Linked DNA regions of Homo sapiens: region 2 is linked to region 1. Evidence: chromatin loops called from intact Hi-C (ENCODE). Cell type or tissue: Caco-2. All regions are shown on one strand. Links, peaks and the distances in the headings refer to the core of each region. The heading gives the core; the rest is flanking DNA. Region 1 holds the start of LOC124903356 (a long non-coding RNA gene). Region 2 overlaps PTPN21 (protein tyrosine phosphatase non-receptor type 21).

What was found. Hi-C counts contacts between places; a loop is a spot of excess contacts. Peaks named below come from ENCODE experiments on the same cell type or tissue, not always from the same donor. Only the 100,000 strongest peaks of a DNase experiment are listed, where the experiment ranks them.
Region 2: it touches region 1 in a loop (27-fold over the local background); 7 of 110 quality-filtered maps call a loop at or near these places.

What each region holds. Positions count from the first base shown.
Region 1 is chr14:89,007,706-89,019,691 of GRCh38, reverse strand. It overlaps LOC124903356 (a long non-coding RNA gene), which reads right to left and starts at 6,297. Exons shown (of 2, transcript XR_007064297.1): 1 at 6,133-6,297. In Caco-2, for the core only: a CTCF peak has its summit at 6,505; DNase peaks (open chromatin) are centred at 6,421 and 7,271; H3K4me3 peaks cover 2,488 bases.
Region 2 is chr14:88,484,865-88,496,850 of GRCh38, reverse strand. It overlaps PTPN21 (protein tyrosine phosphatase non-receptor type 21), which reads left to right. Exons shown (of 19, transcript NM_007039.4): 10 at 359-438; 11 at 11,009-11,069; 12 at 11,691-11,775. Among named protein-coding and RNA genes, the nearest start is that of PTPN21, 64 kb to the left of the region's middle. RefSeq lists an enhancer at 4,219-4,408. In Caco-2, for the core only: a CTCF peak has its summit at 4,471 (motif pointing left); a DNase peak (open chromatin) is centred at 4,440.

The DNA of each region.
Region 1 (11,986 bases), core at 1,567-9,566:
TCAATTGATTTTCAAGATGAGTGCCTAGAAAATTCAATGGGGAAAGAGTATTCTTTTCAACGAATAGTGCTGGGACAACTGGAAGTCCACATGCAAAAGAATGAATCTGGACCCTTGCCTCACATTACATATAAACATGAACTCAAAATGGATCACAGACCTAACTGTGAGAAATAAAACTTTAATCTTAGAAGGCAAACCACTGTGATTTTTATTTTAAAATGATTCCTTAATTATGATACCAAAAGCACAGCAACAAACAGAAAAGGAGATTGTTTGGGCTTTGTCAAAATTAATATTCATGATTAAAAGGATACCATCAAGAAAGTGTAAAGACAACACACAGAATGGGAGAAAATATTTACAAATAATATATCAGTAAGGCACTTGTGTCTAAAATATATTTTAAAAACTCTTACAACTAAGTAATAAAAAGACAATTCAACTTAAAAATGGGCAAAGTTTCTGAAGAGAACTTTCTCCAAAGAAGATACACAAATGACCAACAGGCAAAAATATATTACCATCATTTATCATCAGGGAAATGCAAATTAAACTACAATGAGATAATACTTCACATTCACAGGATGGCTATAATAAAAAAAATCAGACAATAAAAAGTGTTGGAAAAGATGTAGAGAAATTGGAATTATCATACACTGCGGGCAGGAATGTAAAATGGTGCAGCTGGCGAGGCGCGGTGGCTCACGCCTGTAATCTCAGAGCTTTGGGAGACTGAGGAGGGTGAATTACCTGAAGTCAGGAGTTCAAGACCAGCCTGATCAACATGACGAAACCCCATCTCTATTAAAAACACAAAAATTAGCCAGGTGTGGTCGCACGCACCTGTAGTCCCAGCTACTCAGGAGGCTGAGGCAGGAGAATGGCTTAAACCCAGGAGGCGGAGGTTCCAGTGAGCTGAGATTGCACCACTGTACTCCATCCTGGAGGAAAGAGCAAGACTCTACTTCAAATAAATAAATAAATAAATGGTGCAGCCACTTTGGAAAAGTCTGGTAGTTTCTCAGTTAACCATTGTCACCAAGTTAACATATGACCCAACAATTTCACTCCTAGTTACATATCCAAGAAAAATGAAAAGATGTTCAGACAAAAGCTTGTACATGAATGTTCATAGTAGTTTTATTCATAAAACAGACACAAAGAAACAAACATCAATTGATGAATAGATAAATAAAATATGGCATGTTCATATGATGGAATATTAATTCAGACATAAAAAGAAATTAATTATTGATGCATGTCACAACATGGATGAACCTAGAAAACATGCCAAATGAAGGAAGCCAGACACAAAGGACCACATATCATATGATTTCATTTGTAGCAAATGTCCAGAAAAGGCCTGACTATAAAGACAGAAAGACTTGGGTTATACAATAACTAAACAGTAGAGGTTTTCTTTTGGGGAAGATGTTCTAAAATTGATTGTGGTAATGAATGTACAACTCTGTGAATATACTGAAAATCACTGAACTGTAAAATTTAAATTGGTGAATTGCATGGTGTGTGAATAAAGCTGCTAATAAAGAAATGCTAATACAGCTGTTAAAAATATCAGTGATCCTGCAAGAGTCTAAGAATAAAAGAAGCAATGGCAAATTAAATATACACCTTAATCATAAGACCCAGCATGGTTTCCGAAATGTTGCAAAATGTCATCTTAGAAATTAGGAAATTTGGTATGATACCCATTTTGTAAATGAAGAAATGAAGTCTCAGAGAGTTTAACAACTTGCCCAAGGTTACCCACTTAGTAAATGTCAAGGCCAGGACTCAGGTACGGGGCTGGCACTCCACTATAACAACTCCAGGAAAGGGAATTCTTCACTTCAAATGTAGTCTAAGGAAACTGAACAGCATTGATCTTTTTAAGGCTACGTGGAGAGTTTTGACATGGCACAATGGACCTGGGGGGCTTCTAAGAAAAGTTGTCCTCCTTTGCAGTCTGGACAGACACCTCTTCCTGCTTCGGTATTTGGTTCAGGATGAGTACAATGTATTGTGCAATGAGGCTGAAGCATCCCAGGCTTCTGCTCACATGGCCGGAGCCCAGCCAGCAAGTCCAGTCAGAGCGGGCATGAGAAGCTCTGAGCCCATCCACACACCTGGAGCAGAGTTTGTTTGCCTCATGTGGCTGTGCTCTACTTCCAATTCACTTACTTGGCTCCAATTCACAGCCAGCCTTGGTCACCTCATGATCCCCTTGCAATTGTCTTGTGTATTTATTTACCCTCTGGCTCTGGACATGCAGTGGTTTGAGCCAAGAACGTTGGTTTTGAGTTGGAGCAGTACTGTTGGTTCAGCATCAATAGTCAAGAGACCGTGGGTATCTCATAGCCTTTAACATTTTTTTTTTAATTTCAAGAGGTTCTTAATGTACTACAAGGCCAACTAAACCCTACACTGCCTTATCTATTAACTTTGTGTTTTATGAATTCTGTTTTATAGACTAGAATCTCAGGCACACAGACCTTGTGCCTTCCTCTATGTAACAAAGCAGCCACAAGTTCCGAAGCTCCTGTACTATTAACCCTACATTCCTCAGATCTAGGTCTTCTCCCTACCAACACAGTCTGAGCATGGGGTCAGGGCAATCCCCAGAGAGGGCATCCACTTGGGGAGTGTCTAAAGCTTCCAAAACACAATCTCCTATAGTCTCACTTTTAATTTTGATTTTCACCACAGTCCTGAGTTCATATCATTATTCCTATCTTGTGGATGAGGAAACTGAGGTTCAGAATGGTTTGGTGACTTGCTCAAGGTCACATGGCCAGAATTTGAACTCCAAAGTATTCAACTCTAGGCCGAGATTCTTTTCCTGCTACCCCTCTCCCAGTCTTGGTTTATGATCGGAGAAAATTATTAATATTTTCCCCCCACTGTAAATGTCCCCTGCAAATTCCCATTTGTAACCTGCAGAAATCAATCTGGCTTCAAAGGATACCTGTGGGAGCCTCCAAGGAGAAAGGTACTGTGATCTTGTGGGATTGTAGGAAAGACCTCAGTCTGTTCTTTGTTTGTGTTTTTTTTTTATTTATTTCAGATGGAGTCTCACTCTGTTGCCCAGACTGGAGTGCAGTACCACGATCTTGGCTTACTGCAAGCTCCACCTCCTGGGTTCATGCCATTCTCCTGCCTTAGCCTCCCAAGTAGCTGGGACTACAGGCGCCCGCCACTACGCCCAGCTGTTTTTTTTTGTATTTTTAGTAGAGACGGGGGTTTCACCATGTTAGCCAGGATGGTCTCGATCTTCTGACCTCGTGATCTACCTGCCTTGGCCTCCCAGAGTGCTGGGATTACAGGTGTGAGCCACTGCGCCCAGCCGGAAAGACCTCAGTCTTGGTGATGAGGGTTGAGGAGTTGGGGAGATAAGACCAGAAATTATGGGTGCCTTGGAAAGGCTAATAAAAGTCGCTTCTTGAAAACGAGCTCTTTCAAACCAATGTTTGCTCTCTTTTTTCATTAACTGCTTTTAAAAGTAATAAATACCCACTGTAAAAACTTAAAACCACTTGTATTCCATACCTCCATCTTCCTAGTCACCCTCCACAGAGGGAACAACTTGTCCTCTGTCTCCAGGAATATTGTAGGTCTATACAAATACACACACACACACACACACACACACACACACACACACACTCCTCTTGTTTACACACATGAGAATTACTCTGCATACTGTCTATGACCTTATTTTATTCCCTTATCTTAAAGGCTTCCACATTAACTTACACAGATCTATCTCATTCTCTTCTATAATTGCACAGCATTTTATGATATGGATGTTCCTTAATTTGTCCAACCAGCCCTCATAGCTGGGGCCATGCAGTTTGTTTAGAAAATTGGGCTGTTATAACAACCCTAGAAAAAAAATCCTTACACATCCATTTTCAAAAACATCTCCATGATGAATTCTTAGAAGCTGAATCGATGAATTCCTAGAAGAAACTGCTGAATGCAAGAGAAAATATATTTTACTCTTGATAGAGACTGCCAAGTTGTCCGGCATCAATTTGAACTCCTACCACCAGACTGAGAGTGACTGCTTCCCCTAATCAATAAGTGGGAAATAACTCTTCAACCCCTAACAGGAAGCATCATTCGCTGAATAGTGACCTCCAAAGATACCAGATCCTAAACTCTGGAACCTCTCAATGTTACATTACATAAACTAAGGGTTTTTGCAGATGTGAATAAATTGGGAATTTTGAGATGGGGAAATTATTTGAGTAGGCCCAATGTAATCACTAGTGTCCACATAAGAGGCAGACAGAGGGAGATGTGACTACTGACAGAAGAGGAAAAAGCCATGTGATGAGGGCAAAAGGAAGGAATCGGAGAGAGAAGATGTCACATTGCTGGCTTTGAAGGTGGTAAAAGGGGCCATGAGCCAAGGAATGCTGCTCAAGAAGTTGGAAAGATATAGAAAAAGATTCTCCCCTAGGACCTCCAGAGGGAGCACAGCTCTGCAAAACTCACACCTTGATCTTAGCCCAGTAGGAATGTTTTGGATTTCTGGCCTCTAGAGCTTTAAAAGGATACATTTCTGTTGTTTTAAGCCACCAAGTTTGTGATAATTTGTTATGGCAGCAATAGGTACAAACACAAAAGGATAGGTGGGAGGAAGACTGTTGTCTGCAGTCCCCACCCAAACTGCCTCAATCATCTAAAGCAATTCCCTTGAGGCCCCGGCCCTGTGTCCAACACCCAGCAAGATAAAAGCCTTTCTGCTTTTTGGACCCATACTCTTGGGAAAGTGGCTTAAGCTACCATGGATTGCAAGCAGTGTATTAAACTATTCCTGCAACACACACAGATCTCCTTGAGAAGATAACAACAAATAACACTTTCTTCATCCCGCTGTGTTTCTGGCAGTCTAGTACCTCTTATAGATTTTTGCCTTTGGGGCCCTCATGTGTATATAAATATGGATTTTTTTTAGCACTAGATTTGTGACTTCCTGCAGCAAAGCAATACAGACCCACTTCCCCCCAAGGAGGATGTGGACGAGAGGTACTAACTGTCTGTAAATTAGGGATAGTTCCTCTATTTAGTCTTTGGGAGCTGAATAATCTTGTTCAACTGGAGTTCTCTAGGTCTCTGGGGCAAGGAAGGTAATCACCGTTCGTGAGGATTTATGTGGACTGGCTGGGAAGAGGTGTGAGTTGGGAGGAATCAAATCTGAAATTTGATACGTGCATTCAAAGGTTTAAATGGGGTCGTGAGGGCTCCCAGAGGAAAGGAAAGGAAGTAAATTGCTGGGCAAATAAACTCCATCTCAAATAAAGCCCTTGGGGCAGATGAACTGTGGAAGGTGGCTGTATTTTGCAAACAGATGGGGGCTGCTTGATTACAGTACACCTTGGCTGTATTTATACATCAGGAATAAAAACACATAGGCATGCACAGAAACACACCTCGCTCCCAGTCTCCTGGTTTTGGTATTTCAATCCCTGCTCTGGGCCAAGCAGGTGAGCGTTCAGGGGAGTTAGCTCCCTAAACCACCTGTTAAAATAATCCTGGGCTCCTCCACATCCCCCTCTCTGGCAAGCAGATCGGGCCATGCAGCACGATGACAGTCTAATTATCCCAACCATCAGAAACGTCTTCTGTGTCTTTAATCTACCTTGACAATGCGGTGGTTTGTCATTTCTAGGTCTCTTAATTGGCTACATGATTGACACAATGTGGGGGGCTTTTTATTTTAAGAATTGAGGAAAGCCTATGCTTCAAAATTAGCTCAGTTACATGATGCCAGAGACCTAGTTTGCACCCCACATGGGCCAGAATCTGATTTTTGCAATCACTCTGATCCTAGGTAGCTAGCAAGAATGACGGAGCCAGAAAACCCAAGCCACTTTCTATGTATATTATTTACCTTTCCCCAAATATTTCCAGAACCCTGGGTTGACCTGACATTCCCTTTTGAAAATGTTGAGATAAAGACCTGTTGAGTTGCTTGGACAGATGTGCCTTGATACCCTGTTTTGTCTGGACTTTGTATTATTCATCAGAACTGTTGCAGCTGCAAGTGACAGAAATCTAATTAATTTCTTTTTCAGTTCATATAACTTAAAAGTCCAAGAGTTGAACTGCTTGCAGTCCTACCTGGATTTGAGTACTTTAACGGTGTGGACAGGGCTCTGTCATTTTCATTCCAACTCTCAGTCCTGCCTTCCTTCCAGGAAGTTCTTCTTTCCATGAGGTGGGAAAAAAAGTTCTGGCAGCGTCAGGCTCCATGACCCTAATAATCCACCATCCTGGAGAAAGAACATAACCTCCTTCTCAGGGTTCCTATTAGCCTAGCATCCATGGAAGGCTCTGATTGGTCCTGCTTTGGTCCTGCGGTCTTCTCAATCATTGGAGGTCGGAGAATGGAGTTTTGTGATTGGCCAGGTCCCATTCATGTGACCAGGAGGCTGAAGAAGGCGCTGTGATTGGCAGTCCCACCAGCACCACGTGAAATAGGGGAAGTGCATTTCCCCAAGGACAGAGGGCGCCAGCCGACCAAGGAAACAGACATCCTCCACACACAAGAAAATTGAAAATATTTCAGATCAATTCCCCACCTCCCCCTGAACTTTACAGAAAAGTTGTAGGAACCTGATCAGCTACTAAAAGATGGGTTTTGAAGCCCTTGAGAAAAAAAAGTGATAATAGAAAAAAAAAATCGAACTTTCAGATAGCCAGCCCATACGGGCGGGTTTCTGAAGGCAATCTAGACTTCTGAGACCTGCAGAGTCAGCCGGAAACCTGTGGTATAATGAATGTGTCCTAGGGCATCCCATGTGGCAGGGATGGTGACGGGCTTGAAAAAAGGAGTATTTTGCCAAATTTGGAAAAAAAAAAATCCTCCTTCTCTCCACATTTGCGTAAATAAGTGTGTTTTGCTCTCATTTGCTTTTCTGAGGATTCCCTGAGTTGATTCGAGGATGGTTTGTTGTGATTTAATCTATGTGGCTGCAACAGTTAATGTGTAAGCTCATTACTATATTTGTTCTCTCTTCTCCCACTGGGCAAATTTAGTTTGCCTTAATCTAACCACTTAGTGTAGTATGTGTACAGGTTAATCTTTACCACACATTCCTTTCATCCTGGTATTCTACGGCTTTTTACCTGCAGGATAAAGTATCACCTCCTCAACGTCTCAGTCTCTGCAATCTGTTCCCACTCTGTCCTTCCCGTGTTATCTCCCATAGCAGCTTTTTATTTCAGGCAGTCTTGTCTTCACAGAATGATTTCTTCACCTCTGAACCTCAGGTCATTCGATCTACAGAAATGCCGGCATATTGGAGGAGGAAGGGAAACGGCTTTGGGTATCGGCTCTACTGTGTACTAGTAACCTTGGGTAATTAGGATTAGGCTGTCAGCTAAGATTAGGATCTGTTCCATAAAAGAGGAGAACCAACAAGATAGGAGGTTGTTTCTCATTCACACAAAAGAAGTCTAGAGGTGAGCAATCCAAGGCTGATAGATAGGGTGTGTTTCCATGGGATTATCAGGGACCCAAGCTCTTAATTTTCCTTCTGTCTTTCTCGGCATGTGATCTTCACCCTCAAGGTCAACTCACGACCCCAAATAACTGCTAGTCGTCATATTTGAGTTCTAGGCCAGCTGCAGGAGAAAATAAAAGAGGACTAAAGAATAAGTATCATTCAGTTGATTCCCTTTAAGCAGCCTTCTTGGATGTCCCACAAAAAATATCTGCTTGCATTTTATTGGCCGGAAGTTGTAATGTGGCTATACTTAGCTAGGGAGGCTGGGAAATGTAGTTCTTTAGCGGAGTGTCTTGAATCAAATGAGTTTTGGGTTGTTCGGGAAGAAGAGAATTAATATTATATAGAAAAAAACCATTTTTAAAAAGTTTTATTGAGGTGTAATTCACATACCATACAATTCACTCATCTCATTTGAAGTGTACAATTCAGTGACCTTTAGTATATTCACATGTTTGTGCATCTGTTACCCAATAAACTTTATAACATTTTTCATTATCCTAAAAAGAAACCTGTGGACTCCTTAGGCATTCCCACCCCCTTGTCCTTCCCTTTCATCTCTCCATTCCCTACAGCCGTAGGCAACCACTAACCTACTTTGTGTCTCTATAGATTTGCCTGCTCTGGACGTTTCACATAACTAGGATTGTGCAATATATGGTCCTTCGTGACTGGCTCTTTTCACTTTGCATGATCTCTTCAAAGTTCATGCCTGGTGTAGCATGTGTCATAAGTACTTCGCTCCTTCATATTGTCAAATAATATACCATTGTATGGATATGCCATAGTTGTTTATTCATTTATAAGTTGATGGACATTTGGGTTGTTTCTCCTTCTGGGGTATTGTGAATAATGCTGCGATGAGCATTTGTGCACAACTTTTTGTGTGGAAATGTTTTTATTTCTCTTGGTTATATAACTAGGAGTAGAATGGCTGGATCATATGGTAACTCTATGTTTAACCTTTTGAAGAACTGACAGACTTTTCCAAAAGGGCTATACCATTTTACATTCCCTCTAGCAGTGTATGAGTGTTCTAATTTCTCCGTGTCCTTGCCAACATGTATTATAATCTGTCCTTTTCATTATAGTGGACGTGAAGTAGAATCTCATTGTAGTTTTTTTTTTTTCATTTCCCTGATGACTAATGATGTGGAGACTTTTTGACCATTTGTATATCTTCTTTGGACAAATGTCTTGCCCATTTTAAATTGGGTTGTTAATGTTTTTATTATTAAGTTGTAAGAGTTTTTTCAAATATATATTCTGAGTACAGTTTCCTTACCAGAAATATGATTTGCAGTTATTTTCTCCCATTTTCTGGGTTGTGTTTTCACTTTCTTCATGGTTGTCCCTTTAGGCACAAATATTTTTTATTTTGATGATATCCAATTGGTCTATTTATTTTTGTTACTTGTGATTTTAATATCATATCTAAGAAACCATTGTCTAACCCAAGATCGTAGATATTTATACCTTTGTTTTCAGGTAGAAGATTTGTAGCCCTTATGTTTGAGTCTATTATCTATTTTGAGTTAATTTTTATATGAGGCATGAGGTATAGGGTCAACTTCATTCTTTTGCATGTGGATATCCAGTTGTCCTGGCACTGTTTTTTGAATGGCCTAATCTTTCCCCTAGTGAATTGTCATGGCACCCTTGTCAGACAACTAGCCATGTCTGTCATAGTACCTTTCTCAGCTATCCTGTCTACCATATGATAGTACCACTCTGGCCTGGGCTGATTGGATCATGAAAGGGTATTGTTTCATACACTTATTGGCCATTTGTATATCTTTTGAAGAAATGTCTGTTCAAATCTTTTGCTCATTTTAAAATTAGGATTGATTGCTTTTTTTGTTGTTGAGTTATAGGAGTTTTTTGTATATTCTACATATTAATCTCTTATTGTATATGTGATTTGCAAATATTTTCTCCCATCCTATGGTTGCCTTTACACTCTTGATTGTGTCCTTTGATGCACAGAAGTTTTAAATTTTGATGTAATCCAATTTATTATTTTCTTTTGTTTCCTGTGCTTTTGGTGTCATATCCAATAAATCATTGCCAAAGAGCTGTGTTGTCTTTTGAATGACTTTTCAATTACCAAATTTTGTTCTAGTCCTTTGGGGCCTGACCCCTCTGCTTGAGAATCTTGACTTCCTTATTTCCATGTTTATCCTTTTAATAAGTCATCATCTCCTAAGGTGACCTGGGCCTGTCTCTACTCTTTTCAGCATAAAAGATGCAGCCAAGACATTCTTCATCTACCAAATACAGATGCTATTGCTGTGTTACAGGGGAGCATTTTCTAAACCCTTCATTGAAGCTCCTAAATACACTCTAAGAACACATGCAATCAAATGAGCATGAGAAGTGCTCTCTAAGAAGTCTTCCTCTTCTAGGTCAAAAATGCACATTGGTATATTAAAGGCTCTGAGCAATCCTGTGATAAATAAACAAGTTCAATTTTATTCAGTGGTTAAAAAAAAGTCCATTTATTCAAGGAAGACCTTTTCTCCTCAGCATACCCATATCATGACCAGAAAGGTTTTTCCTAAACACTGCTAGGAAGCTAAGTCTTATGAAAAGTGAGGGCTGAATAAGCTAATGCTCATGCAACCAGAGTATTGAATAAACATTACACCTGATCTCAGGCTGGGCACGGTGGCTCATGCCTGTAATCCCAGCACTTTAGGAGGTTGAGGGGGGTGGATCACCTGAGGTCAGGAGTTCAAGACCAGCCTGACCAACATGGTGAAACCCCATCTCTACTAAAAGTACAAAATTTAGCTGGATGTGGTGGCAGACGCCTGTAATCTCAGCTATTCAGGAGGCTGAACTGTAAGAATCACTTGAACCCAGGAGGTGGAGGTTGCAGTGAGCCAAGATTTGCACCACTGCACTCCAACCTGGGTGACAGAGCAAGACTCTGTCTCAAAAACAAACAAACAAACAAACAAACAAACAAAAACCACAACATTACACCTGATCTAACAAAACATACTTTTATTTTTTGTCTCCCACCTCCCTTTAATCTTTGTTCAGTAGAGGTTGTCTTCCCCTACCTAGTCTAGCAGATCCCTTGACTTTTCTGCTCACTTTTGAATAACAAAGTGCTGCAATGGCAGAAAATCTCAAACAAAGCCCAGTCAGTAATTAGAATGCCCTGTCCAAGCTATTCAACACAACTCCAATCTTGACTTGGCTCAGGCCTGCTTTAGACTGTCTCCAGCAGTGGGGGAAGCAGGGCACCGCTGGCTTCTCCTCCCGTGGCCTGCCTGCTCACCTCCTTATCCACTCTTTGCTGTAGTTTGGACTTTTCTTCAACCAGAGCTGGGGGAAGGAGGAGAGGTATGGGAAAGGACTGCTCACACTTGTGTGAATGACTCTGCTCTCTCTTGGTCTGCCTAGTGACGGTCAAGATGGCTTTTATCGACAGGCACCTTTCCAGGCTCTTCCAAGAGCCTGCTGGGCCTGTCTCCTGCAGCCCCCTTGGCTCTGGCTAGTGCATCTCTGTTCAGAGGGGTGCCTTAGCTCATAGATGGGTAACAGGCAGCTCCCTCTGTTGTGCCCTTCTCTTCAGGAGACAGTGCAGTTTTGGAGACCAGCTTATCCACTCTCCCCTCTAGATGCAACCTCTGATGGTGTTGACTCTGCACTCTATCATTATGGGGACTCTCTGGCATGGCCACCTCTGGATAGGGGAGTTTCTGTCTCGTTCAAGCTCTGACCATTTCTGTGGGGTGGCAAATCCCAGTCTTGTCCTGGAGCCCCATCAGAGCATTTAATCAGCCTTTGCTCCTGTGCAGGACTCCCTGGGTGAGGCTAATTCCCCACCCTCTACCCAGGTCCATGTAAGATTTCTCAGGCATGAGTGAGGCCCCAGTTCTCTGAGGCTCCAACATTTCAAAGCCCTGGGTTTGGGATCAGAAGGTGGCACACAGATCTCTCTCCCTGAGGCAACAAAGAAGTCTTCTCACCCCTTTCTTCACTCTAGTTTAAACCCTTGGTAGGCTGAGAGGGCCAGGAACTGAGTATCATAGCAGATTATCAGTGATGAGATCATTTCCTTTGCCAGTCAGCCTGGGAAAGTGTCATTCTCACAGTCCCTTTGAAATATTGATGCCCATCATATATGCTTGTCAGGTGAAACTGATGCTGGAAAAGTATTGTTCTAATATCTGGTACATATATAAAACCTCTAGTATTGCCTAACATAGATGTTCAGAATATGACCCTTTTCTCCCTCTCTTTCTTTCTCTTTGAATCTAAACCTTCCCATCTCTTTTGAACCAGTTTCAATAATTTCTCCTCCTGCAAGTCCTTCCAGACCAATCATCCAAGAGTGACTCTCCCTCTAGCGGCACTTGCAGATTCCCTTGTTGCTGGGACCTGCCTGAGATTCAGAGAACAACTGCTACAGTCAGACCCACTAAGGCCCAAAAAAAGAGATGTGACTTCAG
Region 2 (11,986 bases), core at 1,246-9,245, 520 kb after region 1:
CTCTCTTGACAAAGGCAATATTGAGTTACTGAGTCATATTTTTGTTTAAAAATGTCTTTGAGTATATTTGGCAAGAATAAAAGTTGGTATTTTTATAGTTTTTAGATTCCCAAGTCATTTTGAAACTGTTTAATATGAGAATCACACTGTTAGAACAGATTGTTTTGTCTTCATAAATTAAATCCTACTTGTGGTATTCATACCATGGGCACAGTGTTGGAAAATGAAAGGCTTATAGTGTTCTGAAAGTGACTTTGTCATATGATGTCACCCATTATGTCTTTAGACAAACTCTGCATTAAACGTATCAAGTTGTATGTGTGCTTTCATATTGCTTTATGCCTATTTTGTTTGCTAGGAAGACATGGAAACAGCAAAATACATTTGGAGACTCTGTGTTGCGCGACACAAGTTTTACAGACTAAACCAGTGTAACCTGTAAGTATGTCCTGCTCATGGAAATTATCAAAAATAATGAATTTAGAAATTGTAATCTTGAGTATACTGTATCATCAAGAAAGACATTTTATCAGTTGACATCTTTTCTTGATCCTATAGCTGTTTTCCTATTTTAGCTTTGGACCAACTTGTAATAACTACATTGTATGCCTCTAAGATTTATTTCAACTAGTTACAAGAACCATTGTAATTCTTGAAAGGTAAAAAGGGAATAATATCCTTTATTTGTTTAAATCAATCCTCTGGTAAGCATTTTGAGTCATTAAAGATTATTCAGCTTTTCCAGCTATCTGAAGAATTTTTGCCCCTCCTTCCTGGTGTGCATTTTTCTTAGCCCACATGGGTTTCTTACTGTTTGCCAGATCAATAAAGCACACGGTGATATTGCACATATAAAATATTGTCCTTCATCTATACTCCCCTCCAGCCTCTGCACCATATCTCTGCTTTCCTGAATAGCAGGTTTCCTCAAGAGAGTTGTGTATGCTTGTATGTTTCCTTCCTTCCATCCCATTTTCCCTAAGCCTCCACGTTACTGATGCTGCTTGTTGTGGTCAGGTGACTTTCGTCCAGTGATCATTTCATGAGTTCTCTCACTTGACCGCTCCGCAGTACTGATCCTCCGACAGCTCCTTCCATCCTTCTGGAATCCTGCTCTTCTTCGGCTGCCAGGACACCACCCCCTGCTCGGCTTCCTCTTTCTAGGCTGTTTCTTCTCAGTCACCTTTGCTGGTTTGGTCCTGAGGCCTTTTCTCCAAATCCTTTCGTCTAGGGGGCTTCTCCTGACCTGTCCTCCCCCTGAGCCCCCGGTTCAAGTGATTCTCCTGCCTCAGCCTCCCGAGTAGCTGGGATTACAGGCATGCGCCACCACACCCCACTAATTTTGTATTTTTAGTAGAGACAGGGTTTCTCCATGTTGTTCAGGCTGGTCTTGAACTTCCAACCTCAGGTGATCTGCCTGCCTTGGCCTCCCAAAGTGCTGGGATTACAGGCGTGAGCCACCGTGCCCGGCCCTCCTTGAGCTCTTGACTCCTGCATCCTACCGCAAGCATTTAGTGTGCTTAGTCCTCAATACCACTCTGAAAGTTGTGGTGAATATATACTACTGCCTGTATATTCTGAAGGTAGAGCTGGCAGAACTTGCTGATGAATTGGATGTGGTATGAAACCTGACCATTTTTACCACTCGTGTTAACAGCTTAGTGCTGGCTGCCACTACTTCTCATCAGAATACTGAGGTAGCCTTCTGACTTTCCTGTTTCTGTGCCTTCGCTGCCTGTAGCTTATTTTCCATATGTCAGCCAGAATGATCTTAGTTTAACCTGAATCAGATCCTGACACTGACACTCTTCTTTTTTTTTTTTTTTTTTTTTTTTTTGGAGACAGAGTCTCGCTCTGTCACCCAGGCTGGAGTGCAGTGGCACGATCTTGGCTCACTGCAACCTCCGCCTCCCGGGTTCAAGTGATTCTCCTGCCTCAGCCTCTTGAGTAGCTGGGACTACAGGCACATGCCACCACGCCCAGCTAATTTTTTGTATTTTTAGTAGAGATGGGGTTTCACCATGTTGGCCAGGATGGTCTTGATCTCCTGACCTCGTGATCCACCTGCCTCAGCCTCCCAAAGTGCTGGGATTACAGGTGTGAGCCACCGCACCCTGCCCAGATCCTTTCACTCTTCTTAACCCTCCTTTGGCATTCCACTTCTTTTTTTAAGTAATTTTTTTAGTTTGTTTTTGAGACAGCTCTGTCACCCAGGCTGAGTACAGTGGCATGATCATGGCTCACAGCAGCCTCTCAACCTCCCTGGGCTCAGGTGATCCTCCCACCTCAGCCTCCTGAGTAGCTGGTACCACAGGTGTGTACCTGGTTAATTTTTTGGTGTTTTTTATAGAGGCAGGATCTCCTTATGTTACCCACACCGGTCTCAAACTTCTGGACTTTAGGAATCCTCCTGCCCCGGCCTCTCAAAGGGCTGGACAGGTGTGAGCCACCAGGCCTGGCCCCATTTTACTTCTAATAAAAGTACGAGGCCATACACAGTGTGGTCCTTGCCTGGTTTCAACCTTATGTCTTTTATCCTCCTCCCTGCTTGCTCTGTTCCAGCCACAGTGGTATCCTGGCTAGGCTGCAGATGTGCCTCACCCTAGGGGATGCTGTCCTTGCTCTTTTCCCAGGTCTCCACCTGCCTTGCTCCCTCATTGCAGCCTGCTGTCTGGTCAGATATGACCCTCTTCAGAGGCTGTCCCTGATTGTCCTATGGTACCCCCCTTCCACTATGATCTGTCTCTTTACCCTCTAACTTTGTTTTGTTCTTTATAGCACTTAGCACCATGTGAATTTCTATATTTGTTTGTTTGTTTGTTTGCCTGTATCCCCTGCCAGCAGGTTAGCTCTAGAGCAGTGCTTGAGGACAGACACTCTTCCCTGCCTTCAGTGCTATATTCCCCATGCCAAGCAAGGGCCTGGCTCACTGTCGGCCTTAATGAATTTGTTCAGCTAATCTATAGATACAGGTGTTAAGAGCTCTGATTCAAGATGTCTTGGTGCTGTAAGATCCCTTAGGAAAATGGTACGTCACCCAGAACTGCCAAGATAGGAAAGGCTACCCAGCCAAGTGACATCTAAGCTGAGACCCGAAATGTTGCACTCAATTCCCACAACCTTTCTTTAAGCTGTCCTCTTGTCCCTGGTCCATGTCTGGAGGCACCTCCTGGAGCTCCCTCCCACTTGGCCCCCCACGCCCTATCTCATCTGTATGCAGTCAGTCTTCTGGATAGATAAGCAAAATATGTAGCACTGCTCTTGAAGTTACATGTCAGGAACAAATCTGAGCATGTGCCTCTCACCCGCCCCGTCCTGGGTACAGGATTAAGGGCAGACTCCTGAGGTCCTTCTCTGGACTTAGCTGCCCCAGCCCAGTTGGCCTTGGAGTCTGACTCCAGGAAGGCATCTTTCCTTATCATGTGAATGCCCCCAGCCCAGGCCTTTGCTAAAATGCCCTTCCTTCCCTTCTCTGACAGACTCTTAGTCATTCTTCAAGATTGAGTTTAAAATACAGCCCCCATAGACACCACCAAACATTCAGTTTGCTTAGTCCTTGACACCACTCTGAAAGTTGTTTTTTCTACCTCTTTTATAACAATGACCTGAATAATTCATAACAATAATTTAGTAAATGCTTGCTCTGTGTCAAGCATTATACTGAGAGCTTTTATTTTCTTTAATCCTTACAGTAACCCTGTTGGGCACAATTATTACTATCCCATTATTGATGAAGGTATGGAGACTTACAGAAGTGAAATGTCTTGCCCTGCCACACAACTAGTAAGTGGAGCAGCAAGACTCGAGCCTGTGCTCTTAGCCGCTGTGCTAGCCTGTTAGAGTAGTTCCTGCCTGCTTTTTTCATATTGACAGATATCAACTGACAGATCATTTTCATTTGATCTGTCTCTCTTGTTTGATGAAGCTCCATGAGGGCAGGGTCTCCTCTTCCTCATCTTCGTGTCCCCTGTCTGGCAAGGTGCCCGGTGCATAAGGGCTTAGTGAACAATGGGAGCCGGAGTGTGGCAGTGATGGGAGTCACAGGGGAGAAGAGCACTTTTGCTCCTTTGTCTCTTCCTTTTATTACAGATTGTAAATGAGGCATGGGGTGGAGGCAAAGTCTAACAAGGGCATTTTGTCCCTTAGCACCAGGAAGGAAGGAGAAAGGCTGTGGAAGTGCCTTCTGTCTTGCAGGGTGTGAGAGAAACTCTGGGCAGGAGCAGCAGTGTAAAGATAACATGCGGGGATGCCCACCCGGACGGGGAGCTGGCCAGTGGTTTGCATGTATGGCCCAGTCCCTGTCTCTTCTCTGCCTTCCCCTGCACCATGTTTGCATCCGAGTCCCCATCGCTGGTCTGGTGATGGGATTTTCGTAAGCACTGACAGGGAGGAGGAACCTGCTTTCTTTGTAAATATGGGAAGCGGTTTCTGCTAGGGGCCTGGGTGTATTTGCATATGAAAGTGTTCCCCCTGGTGGTGATATTCAGTAGTGCTACTTGCCTTTGGGGTTCCCTGGGGCTGGCCTGGTTATCCAGCCATATGTGGCATGATTTCTATGCAGAAGTAAGTTCTAAGATTCAAGCAGTAGATAATGCAGTCTGTTGGACCACAGCATTTTCATTTTAAAGACTTTAATAAGTTAAGAGTGTTCATAATATTGAGCCATTATTACCTCAGTTTGTTTCTTCTCTGGAAAATAGTGGAGAGTCTACATTTTGAATAAACCATAAAACATAATCCCTTTCCATGAGGCATCCATATTGGTTGGTGGTTAGTGCCTGTTTTTTGTTTGTTTGTTTGTTTTGTTTTGTGTTTTTTTTTTTGCAAATTAACAACTTGTAATAAGTAAAAGAGGGAAGAGGGAAAAGCAACAAATGATTGATTATGGTGAATGAGTCTTAGAAATTCAGCTCTAGTTTTTGGAATATTGCTATTTATTGGCAAGTGTGAACAAAACTACATTAATGTCATCAGTTGCATATGCTATACCTAAATAAGGAACACCTGAATCTTTTTAAAATGGAATAGTTATGTTTAAAGGGCTGTTTTCCAAAGTTTGCTTTCAATCTCTATATATCCAATAGATTGTGGCAGTCGATTTCCATGAGCTATTCCTATGTAATTACTTATGATTCATTCTGTAGGGAACTAATATATTTCATTGTGAGCGTTTGTTTCCCACATAAAGTAAATGAAGCTTTTAATATTAGCTTTTAAAATTTTGCTTGATAATAAAATGAAAAGAACTTTAATTGTTATGGCCATGTTTTAAAGGCTCTCAATATAGACTGTTTAGTCATGTTCCAATATTATGATTCTGAAGTATTGGTAGACTTGTTGTCATGGGCCAGATGGGTAAACTAAAGCGTGATAGGCATTTAACAAAACTGCCCCTGGCCTGGAACTGGACGGTGGCTTCTGGACATCTGCTTTGGGCTGGGGTGACTGGTGGCCCAGGAGATAGACTCGACTTGCACAGAAAGGGGAACTGTAATCCCAGGGTGTCCCCTTTACCCCCAGTCCTGATCTATTGTAGTTTATTGCTGCTTGGGATGGCCTTATGTGACTCATCTAATCTTGACCCAGATAACTATATTTTAGTATTTATACAATGGCATAATCCAACAGCCTTCTCCCTCCACCCCCTAACAAAGTGCATTAGATAACAGAATGATCGTTATCCAAACCTTAAAAATGTTAGATGGATAACAATCTGTCTTTTAAAATTATAAAGTGAGGATATTGAGACTTTTATACTTAATATTCCTTTATGGTTGAATTGGGAATTAAATGACATAATAATGTCAACCTGTTAGATCAGAAATCTGCTTCAAACCCACTGTCTCTCACTCTAAGCCCCAGAACTGGTCATGCTGTAAGCACCCTCCCTGATTTATATAAGGAAAATGCCGAGAGAGTTGGGGAGTCATGAGAGGCCCCTTGGTGTAGGTGGCTCCCCTGCTCTTTTCTGTGAGGAAAAGGGAGGATGGTATCCTTCAACCTGCAAAGCCAAGTGATAGAGGGTTCAAGAGACTTTCTCCAGAAGGGAAACTTGTATTTCAGACTGCAGCAGGCCACTCGCTGAGCGCAGTGAGATGGCTGGTGAGTGCTCCCTGCAGCTCAGGGGTGTTGGTGAACATAGCAGCCGGTGTCCACCTTGGTTCCGGAGACTTTTGTAATCAGGAGACTGACTAGAGTAGGCCCTGCCTGGAAAGGGAAAGAGTTTACCCATCTTCTTGGCCTACTGCAGGGCTTGAAGAGACTATAGGAAGTCTGGAAGAAGATGGAGCAGCCCCTATCCCATTCCAGTCCCCTGAGCCCCAGAAGTGTAGAGAGGACCCAGTAGTTCCCATGGATCCATGTGAAGGAGCAGGGCAGGAAGAGGTGGGAGGGGAGAGGAGGAGCAGCCACAAGGCCAAACAGTGGGACCTCTGGGTATGGGGACATGGACCCCTGGTGGAGCCGAGGAGAGGCAGCGGCTTTTTCTGAGTAGGTTCTTATATGGATAAAGGTCAGTGTCACCCTGGAAAACCACACATGTCGGCCGGTCACGGTGGCTCATGCCTGTAATCCCAGCACTTTGAGAGGCTGAAGCAGGTGGATTATCTGAGGCCAGGAGTTCAAGACTAGCCTGGCCAACAAGGTGAAACCCCGTCTCTACTAAAAATGCAAAACTTAGCCTGGCGTGGTGGCGGGCGCCTATAATCCCAGCTGCTCGGAAGGCTGAGGCAGGAGAATCCCTTGAGCCTGGGAGGTGGAGGTTGCAGTGAGCCAGGATCGCACCACTGCATTTCAGCCTGGGCGACAGAGCAAGACTCCATCTCCAAAAAAAAAAAAAGAAAACCACACATTTCATGGGGCTGGAGTGACACTAGGGCCTCTCCCTCCATCAGTATTCCTTCCCAGTTACCTGAGATGGTCTCTGCTGGCTTTGTTCCTCTCCCATCCCACAATGCCAGGAAGCTACACCTAAGGCGGGGTTTGGTAGGGGGGTGAACAGTGGAAGCAGGCATCCCAGAGCCAAGTCAGTGACCTGTAAGCAGCTTGGATGCAGCCCTGGTCTACCCAAGTGTAGGCTGGGAGGAGAGCATTTATTCTTCCTTACCCTTACTATAGTGAGCTCAAAAGGTGTAAGTCATTGAGACAAACATTTGCTAGGTATTTCCACCATCTAACACTTTTATTTATTTATTTTTTTAAAGAGACGGGGTCTTGCTCTGTCTTCCAGGCTGGAGTGTGGTGGTGTGATCATAGCTCACTGTAACCTCAGACTCCCGGGCTTAAGGGATCCACTGGCCTCAGCCCTCAGCTTCTGAAGTAGCCAGGATTATAAGCGTGTGCCACCATGCCTGGCTAATTTTTTTTTTTAGTTTTTTAGAGATGGGGTCTTGCTGTGTTGCCCAGGCTGGTCTTAAACCCCTGGCCTCAAGTGATCCTCACATCTCAGCCTCCTAAGTACCTGGGATTACAGGAAGGAATCTATTCCTTGAACTATCTATTAGTGCATGAGCTTTCAATGGCATCTTTTTGTTTATCAAAATCTTAACTCCCTTACATCGTATAAGAAAGGAAACTTACAAAGCAAAATTCAGACGAGGCTTAGAAATACAAGCTCAGCTGTAAATGCTTAGTAATAAGCATCACTTTAGTCCTCACTTGTTAGTCACTCATTTGCTCAGCAAAGGCACCAGGGATACCACATCTTGCCTCCACGGAGCTTACAGATTAGTTGGGGTTGGGGAGCAGGTTGGACACATGATTGTTAGACACATACACTCAGGAATCTGACAGACCTGCTGGTTCAAATGCCGGTTCTACTACTTGTTTGCCATGTGACCAGGAGCAACTTACTGAACTTACGTATCACTTTCCTTATCTGTAAAATCAGGATAATAACTGGACCTCCCTTATGGGTTTGGTGTTCACATTCCACGAGATAATCATGTACAGTCCTTAGCACAGTTTCAATAAATAATATTGATTTTACTTGGGCTGGTAGACTTTTTTCTTTTTTTTAAAGACACCAGGTCCTAGTATCCCAGTTTCCCAGGTAGAATATGGTGGGAATTCGCAGATGGGATCGTAGTGCACTACAGCCATGAACTCCTGGATTCAAGGGATCCTCCTGCCTCAGCCTTCCAAGTCGCTGGCACTACACGGGCATGTGCCACCACGCCTGGCTCAGCCTTTTTAATTTTTATTTTGTCTTCTTTGGCACACAGATTCTAGTGATTTCTTCTCAGTTATTTAGCAGCACCCATCAACATAGTAACTGCCCAAAAAGTTTGGAAACCACAGCCAACAGTTACATGGTTTTCTCTTGTATGCCAAGCTGAGGATAGCTGGTCTCAGAGTAAACTGCATTTATAAGAACAATGCCAAGAAGAAAGAGAAGGTTAGACTATTAGAACTGATGGCGTGGCTGCCTGGGTCAAGCACTTTGGCAGGTACACGCTTTTGTAGTTTGTTTTCTTAGTAGAGCCGGCTACTACAGTGGGCAGTGTTCGCCTCCACACTGGGTGCTGCGGCAAGAGCGCCAAGATAAGCTCTCAGTGTGGGAGGGCCGCCCATGTGCTGAAGCTCTGCATCCTTGGGTTTTGTGTTTTATTTTTGCCCCAGGCTGGGCAACTGTAGACATGTTGTTGGAGTTTGTTGACAGAGAATTCTGTTGGCAATCCTTGTGAATTTGTAGTACTTTAAAAGTTTCTTAAGTTCAGTCCATCTAGACAGTGAGTCTCTGCTAGACTGAACACAGGGTTCAGAGGACCCAGTTTGCCTAAACCTAGTCCTGACAATGAAGAATAACCAGAGACAAAGTAAATTTCAAGGCTGCAAAAATGCAGCGTCTTCAAATTCTGGGCACTATTTTTTTTTTTTTTTTTTTTGAGATGGAGTCTCACTCTGTCGCCCAGGCTGGAGTGCAGTGGCGTGATCTCGGCTCACTGCAACCTCCGCCCCCTTGGCTCAAGCGATTCTCCTGCCTCAGCGTCCTGAGTAGCTGGGATTACAGGCGCCTGCCACCGCGCCTGGCTAATTTGTGGGCACTAATTTTAAGGAATATATTAATGTGCAGTTAAGGAGTATTTTTTATTTTTTATTTTTTATTTTTTAAAACCCAGACACGCCATGCAGACTTGTGTCACCAAAATAAATACTGGAAGAATGGAATATCTTTTGGAAAAGAGACATTTATTTTTCATTAACAGCCTGAATACTTTCCAGTAACAAAGAAATGAAATTATTTATAAAAGCTAGTAAAAGCAGTTGTAATCACCTGATGTTAAAACTAGTATGTACTAGTTTTCTTTTTATCTCAAGAGTCTTATAAAAATAAGCTAATATTCAGGGTTTTTGAATATAAGATACTAGTTTTCAGAGTGCTAAGAGTAATATTAATTTATGAGACATGAGGCTTGATATTATGGTAAATTTGCTTAAATGGATTGAATATTCACTTTGTCATGATGGATTTTCTAGTAATTAGTCCTTAGAACACTGTAACCAAAGGTCACAAAATATTTTTGTAATCAGTGATTATGTGTTACATAAGTACATGAACCAGGAATAGGTGGTAAAAGGTATAAGAAAAAGTGCTTTGACAAAACTACATGTCATCAACAAAGCCAAGAATCCAGTGTGTTTAGGTTCCTAGATCTTGCAGTAAAACTGACCACACAGAAGAAAAAAAAATCTTGCCTTTATTTGAAAACAATAGTTACAAATGGGCTTTTCTGTGTCTGTTTCCTTTTTTTACCTTATTGTTTTTTTAAAGATAGAACTTGCTGTGTGAGTAGTTGAAAATCTCACATTATCACATTAGTGTTTGTCAGCACTCCCTAATACGTTTAGGTACTTTTTTTTTTTTTTTTTTTTGAGGCTAGAATCTCGCTCTTGTTGCCCAGGCTGGAGTGCAATGGCGCAATCTCGGCTCACTGCAACCTCTGCCTCCTGGGTTCAAGTGACTCCCCTGCCTCAGACTCCCGAGTAGCTGGGATTATAGGCACCCACCACCATGCCCAGCTAGTTTTTGTATTTTCAGTAGAGATGAGGTTTCACCATGTTGGCCAGGTGGTCTCGAACTCCTGACTTCAGGTGATCCACCCGCCTTGGCCTCTGAAAGTTTGGGATTACAGGTGTGAGCCACTGCGCCTGGCCTTAGGTGTTTTTTTAAAAAGTATATTCAAAACAAATCAGAAATTTCTTGCAAAGAAAGGTAAATGGGTTTACCATCGGCTCACTGAACCAAGTCTTGTGCTTTGCTTTCCCTTGGTTCCTTAGAGGAAATGTAGATTTAAAAAATACGTAGGTTTGAAATTTTTTTATATTTGAGTTTTTTAAAAGATGGGGTCTCACTATGTTGTCTAGGCTGGTCTTGAACTCCTGGGCCCAAGATGCTCCCAAGAGGCGGGTCTACAGGAGCATGCTTACTGCACTTGGAAATGTAGATTCTTGTCACTAAAATCATAAATTCATTTCTTCATTATGTTTGTAGTCTGTGGTTAACAGACTTTTAATTAAAGGCAGTTCTTACTGCTTGAGGCTTCTGGGTTGACAGTGGATGGTCCCCCGGGAGGAAGGTTAGTGGAGGGACCCAGGGCTCCCCCAGCGCATAGGAGAAACACATTTGCATTTGCACTGAATCCAGCTTCTCCTGCGACAAGTGTGTGGGTGATGTAGCCTTGTCTCTTTCCCCACTGCTTATGGCTAATCCAGAGGTTTATTGGATGGGCCTGGGAAGTATGCTCTGATCCCCTTGTGGGTCCAGGCGATGATGCTGTGTGGGGAGCCTGAAACCACAGGGCAGGTTGACGGGTTGGGGCAGCAGGAAAGGGCTGAGGCCCCACGGGCCGACAGAGAACCTCCCTTCTTTTCTTTGACTTCATGACTTAGATAGCTTGTCTTTTTTTTTGCCTGAGAAGATTTATTATTTTACATTCCTATATCTTGTTTTGGTAGAATTTAAGAGAGAGTGTGTATGTGCTCTTCTCAGAGTCATCCTATTTTATAGGCAAACTCAGACTGTCACAGTGAACCCAATCAGGAGGAGGTCTTCTTCAAGGATGTCTCTGGTAAGAAACAAGGAAAATATGATTGCTTTTTTATTTTAGTGATGTTTTTCCTGAATAAAATATGCTTTCAATGCTGTTAATTTTGAGTTTGAACCATAAAAGTGTATTGATATTTCATCATTTTTAACCAAAGAAATGGTAATTTTTTCCCATAGGTCCAACCTAATATTTATATTATTATATTATACATATTTGAATATTAGGTCTGACCTTAATATTAAGAACTTAGACTATTGGCCAAGAGTAATCCTAAGTTGGTATATATTTAAAATACTAGATGCCTTTAATAAGATTGACTATAATACCTATAAGCTTCTTATGTTGAAATGTTTCTACAAGGAAATGTGTATCTATTGCTTCTTGCTCTTAGCTTTTTAGATGCAGATTTTCTGGTGGAGCCTAATGTCCTTGGTATCAGTCATAGGGCTTGACATTGCCATTTGGGGAAACAGAAATGCTAGATATGTTAAGAACTACTGTGTCTTCATGTTTATTTTCCATATATAATATATTTAATTCCTTTAGAAGTTTTTTTAACAGAAAGAATCCAGTGGATAATAACTTTACCTGTATTACATAAGCAATGTGTTTCAACCCTGTGTCAAACTCTCCATTTCTTAGCCTAAACCCCAGCCCTACGTGATGCCTCCCCCACCGCAGTTGCACTATAATGGACATTATACAGAACCATATGCTTCTTCCCAAGGTAAAGTACACTGTTTCTGCCATGCCTTACATAGTTATGACTATGGATAAATCTGTGAATGCTTGGAGATCATGAAGCCTGGACAGTTTTTGGCTGAAGTTGCACCCCAAATTGCATCATGATAATAGCTATCCTGGATTCATAAAAGAAGCCAATATATTGTTTTTTGTTTGTTTGTTTGTTTTTTTGGAGACAGAGTCTCAATGTGTCA